Regions from separate parts of the Homo sapiens genome. Here region 1 is linked to region 2. Evidence: chromatin loops called from intact Hi-C (ENCODE). Cell type or tissue: Calu3. All regions are shown on one strand. Region 1 overlaps LINC02057 (long intergenic non-protein coding RNA 2057). Region 2 overlaps ZSWIM6 (zinc finger SWIM-type containing 6).

Region 1 (2,500 bases), 150 kb after region 2:
TCTTGCAACATGAGTGGGGGACATCCCCAACCTACTAGAAACTGTAGAGAGAGCCTTGGTTGTTTGCTTGGGCTGGAGCCACTCTGCCTGAGACTTCCATTTTGAGAGATAATTAATCCTTAGTTGAATCCTATACACTTTAATAAAGATGGGGGAAACCCAGAGAAGATTCAGGAGTCCTCTACTAGGAGGAACAGAATGAAACTAGAAAGTTAAAAGGAATCAGAGGTTGCTGGGTGCAGTGGTTCATGCTTGTAATCCCAGCACTTTGGGAAGCTGAGCAGGGAGGATCACTTGAGTCCAGGAGTTAGACAGTAGCCTGGGCAACATAGCTAGACTCCGTCTCTACCAAAAATTTTTTTTAATAAATAAAAAAATTAGCCTGGCGTGGTGGCATGTGTCTCTAGTACCAGCTACTTGGGAGGCTGAAGTGGGAGGATTGCTTGAACTGGGGAGGTGAAGGCTGCAGTATTCTTATGACTTATCTAAAGCTGATGAAACAGAAAATCATGCCACTACACTCAGCTTGGGTAACAGAATGAGACTCTGTCAAAAAAAAAAAAAAAAAAAAAGGAATCAGAAGTTTTACCTTACGGTAGAGAAGCCTATGAAAGAACTTGGTTGCTGTTTCCAAGCTCCTGGAGAGTTTTATGGGAGGGGTGTCAAACTGTTATTCTACAAGACTTCTGAAGACCTAAGTGAAAGAGGAAATGGAATTAAAGCAGGAGAGACTCTGGCTGGATTTAAGGGAGAATTTGCCTGTAAGAATGCTCAAATACTGATATGGGCTACTGAGAGTAAGAGTCTGTCCCTTTGGAAGAGGACAAGAAAGGGCAAGTGTGAGTCCTTGAGCAGTTTATTATTCACCTACTTAATGGCAATGGTACTAACCAAATGGCTACTTGAAGTTTGTAATCTTATGTTCATCTGGAGAAGAGAAGCTACTGAAACTTAAGTAGATGAGGAATCAGCTACAGACTTCCGAAAGTATCCATTAGGTGATAAGTTTGATCTGACAAAGCTGGAAATACCTGTTTTAGCTCTATCAGGCCAAAATGTCAGCCCAACATCCAGTTTATAATTTACGCTAAACACACACTACTTTATCAGAGCTCTGTGATTAGTCACATACCCAGAACAAGGACACTGTATGAGAAATGTAGCCTCAGGGAAGGTGGCTGATTATGTCTGGGGTGCTTATTAGTAGGGCTGATCCTAATCTGAATCCACTTTTCCATGGAAGAATGTAAAAATGAGTATTGGATATGGTCAGTCTCTCTGACCATGTAAAAGCTCTATACAAGGTATGCAAGTCACCAGGCAGCCCGGTGTGGAGCAGCTCTGCTTCATGGCCACTGGTTCCTGTGTCCAAGACCTGGATTAAAGGAACAACTCAAATGCTACTGCAAGTTGATTTTACCAGCTGTGAAATTATGGCACTGGGTCATCATTAACCTGAGTGATAACTACCTCTCCTCTTACAACCAAATTTTTTCTTTTTAATTTATGTTACAACCAATTTTATATAAAAACCATTATTAGCAAGACTTTCTCATTAACCCCAGAGGCTAATATAAATACAATAAAGGCATCTTAAAACCTCTGAAAAGTTCCATTCTTGTTGATTTGATTAAGCATACACCACTTCATTTGATTGAGATTGCCCGTGGGACATTTCTTTTCCTTCTAAAATTTGTAGGACAGCTCTTAAAATGCAGCCCCCACATATTGAAACATAGCACTCTTTCACAAATCAACAAGTCCTCTTTTAGCCACACCAGGCACATTTCTATCACAGCGTTTACTGAACAGTGTGAGCTGGCCCTCTCCAGTCCCCTGCTCCTCTTCTTTAGCATGGATTCTCCAGCTCCTGTCCTCTCTTTTTCTTTCGCCTTGTTTCTGAGAATCCCACCTGATTCTCTGGAGCACAAGGGCACAGGCTCCCTGCCCTGACAGCACAAAGAGCCTTGAAACACCTCTCCACATTAGAGGCACTCAAAAGACCTTCTCCACATTGGATGAGCAACCTTAGGGAAGCTGAGTCTGGGGTCTCAGGCTGCCCATGCCTTCCCTTTACAACCCCCGCCCCCTACCTGCTTTGAGGCTTGCAGTGGGCAGTGGGGAAGCCTGTGGATTTAGGTGGTGCCAGTGAGGCTGTGTTATTTGGGTCCTCATTCCTTCCCTTAGCTCATGAGGTCGCAGCATAGAACAACCCTGTAAGTTGGATGCTGGCACCTCAAGTCTTGGCTTAGAAGTCACCCAGACCTCATAACAGACCCTATGCTGCCACCTAATACCAGTGTGTCTTTGAGCAAGGTATTTCATCTCTAAGTGACTGTTTCCTATAAAATAAGAGTAAAAATACCTACTTCCCACATTGTTATAAGGGTTAAATGCCAGACATAAAGAAAGCATCTATACATTACTCAGTAACATTATAGAGAAGTAAATGCCCCCTTTTTATAGCAATAATTGACTTCTAAATACCTGTATTCAGAAA
Region 2 (2,500 bases):
GGAAGACAAGACTACAGTTAAACTATCCAAGGAAAGCTACTCAAAAATATACTTCAGGGAGTGAATTCCCACATAATTTAATTTCCTCACTGTCAAAAACATCACTTAATTATCAAGAAGCTCCCAAGATTGAAAACTAAGAACTGCACATTAAAAACTGCTTCCTCTTATGACAAAAATCTACACTGGCCAAAAAAGGTTTCCACTCACACGCAGAGTCTAAGCATACATTATTTTGTACGATTCCAGAATCTTGTTTACAGGCGTGTATTCCCTTCTGATTTTATTCAAAAGATTCTCTTTTCTTTTCCAAGTGTGCTTTCTAAATCTGAAGACAAAGTGTTCCTTTTCCCAGGCTCCTTCTTCCCTGGCCTCCATGTGATGAGGCACCCATGCGAGAAATAAAGGAGCTATAGGGCTCATAGTGGTCTTAGTTGTTAGTCTGTGAAAGGCTGAAGTTGCTAGCTGCATATGGATTAGAATTTTCCTGTTTACAATGGTCCCCTGCTCTATAGCAAGAGGAACAGGACTGACCACAGGTCACATGGTTTAGAAATCTTAGGCCATTTTTTACATTTTAATTTTTCTAAACAACATGGCTTTAAGAGCCCAAGAGAGTTCTAAACCCTAAAAATGCTATAATTTTGGTAATAAAGAACTGGGCCCCAGGGAATAATTACTCAATTTTAAATGGCTGCCTCAACTGGAGGATTTTTAAAATAAATCCTGCTGATGGTTTCAAGATAGTCTTAAAGGACTAGAGTTACCTCAAGAAAGCTATCAAAGACATGTGTCCTCAATTAAGTCTGAAATCTTTGTTTCTTCTAAATCAGATGTGTAAACTTGGCAAGTGACATCCACTTGTAAACAGCACATTATTCCTGGTGTAATGCACAATTACTCTCTTAATTTTACCATGAGATCCAGAGTTAGATACATGCATTTACCACCTTATTACCTAAGTGTACAACATAAGAGCAGAGATTTTTGTTTGATTTGTTCATGTGTGCAAATCATTAGCAATTAGTGAATGCTACACAATTAAATTACATACAAAAATGAGTTAATTTCTCTCATTCATTTAGATATAAGGTTCAACTATAAATACAGTGAAATATAAATAAGATATTATGCCCAAAAATACAAATTCTAAATATTCCCATAGGGACAAAGTAATAATTATTGTGGGAATAACAACTTTAAATTTCCTAAGTTGTTATTGGATACAAATGGATACTTAACCTTTAAGGTGCAAAACCTTATATTGGAGTTCCAGTTTCCACATTTAGCCCTAAAGCACTGTAATCTAGAAACCATACAGTATCTTATTCTCTGAAGAAAGTTAGTCATTAAAAACACCTTCATTTGGTTAGTTTCTGGACATAGTACTTCCTGTTTTTCTTCCTGGGGGGAAAAAAAAAACAAACTAGAATCTCTGGAATCCATGCTACAAAATTTTAACTTAAGTCTATACTTCAAGCAATTAAGGTTTCATATAAATCAGAAAACAAATCTAGTTAAAGTAGAATTCCAACTATAATGAGTGACATAATGGCAAAATTCCATTGTAGTTTTAAAAGATCTGCTGTAACTAAAAACCACATTAGAACTTCAAGCATTTATGGATATATCTTCAAATTCATTCTCTCCATTGAATCATTCCTTCCCCTAAATGTACTTAAAATTTTCATAGTCATCTTTTCTAAGGTTCTTTAATTCTACAGAATGTGTGCTCTATTTGCTGCTTGATACTTTACACTAAAAGGCATCCCAAACACAGAAATATCTACAAACTCAGGATGTACATGTTCCATTAACGACATTTTAAAGGTGACAAGATGATAAGAAATCATTTCCTTGAATTTTATCCCATATCTAAGACTTCCAGAATATTTTTTTTTCAGTCTCTCCTTTTACCCCTGGAGCTAGGGTGAAAAAAAAAGAGAACAGGTATCAGTGTGGATGCTGCTAACATAAGCACACAGATATGCAAGTACTTGGCAGGAGGGAGAAAAGGGGAAGGACAAAAGAAATGACAGCAGGGAGAGGAGACTGGTCTTGCTGATTCATAAAATGCTTGGCTTAATGGGACATTTGGGCAGTGATATTATTTTGAAAACATTTATGCTAAAGCTTCTTTTGTAGTATATCAAATTAAGAAAAGGTCATATAGGTTGATGCAACTAAGTAAATTATATTACAAAGAACAAGTTACAAAATACAATAATGCAGATGTGGCCTACCCTATAAACTACCTCCATGTCAAATCTGGATACCTCTCTTTAGACAGATAATTTATGTAGTATTTCTGATGCACCATTATCCCATTACATTCTTATACAGTATGTTTTTTACTAGCTATTTTTCAGGTAAATGTCATTCAGATTTTTTAACCTATCTCATATACCTCATAATATATGAGATATTTTATGAAACCTCATAATAAAGGGTATCTATATACCCTTTATTTTCTAAAATGTAATTTTTCAACATACAGCAT

What was found. Hi-C counts contacts between places; a loop is a spot of excess contacts. Peaks named below come from ENCODE experiments on the same cell type or tissue, not always from the same donor. Only the 100,000 strongest peaks of a DNase experiment are listed, where the experiment ranks them.
Region 1: it touches region 2 in a loop (4-fold over the local background); 1 of 110 quality-filtered maps calls a loop at or near these places.

Annotation. Positions count from the first base shown.
Region 1 is chr5:61,253,978-61,256,477 of GRCh38, reverse strand. The region is part of intron 1 of LINC02057 (long intergenic non-protein coding RNA 2057); the gene reads left to right. Among named protein-coding and RNA genes, the nearest start is that of LINC02057, 9.7 kb to the left of the region's middle. In Calu3, no CTCF peak of the experiment used is centred here; a DNase peak (open chromatin) is centred at 1,157.
Region 2 is chr5:61,401,445-61,403,944 of GRCh38, reverse strand. All of the region lies in intron 1 of ZSWIM6 (zinc finger SWIM-type containing 6), which reads right to left. Among named protein-coding and RNA genes, the nearest start is that of ZSWIM6, 70 kb to the right of the region's middle. In Calu3, no CTCF peak of the experiment used is centred here; no DNase peak of the experiment used is centred here.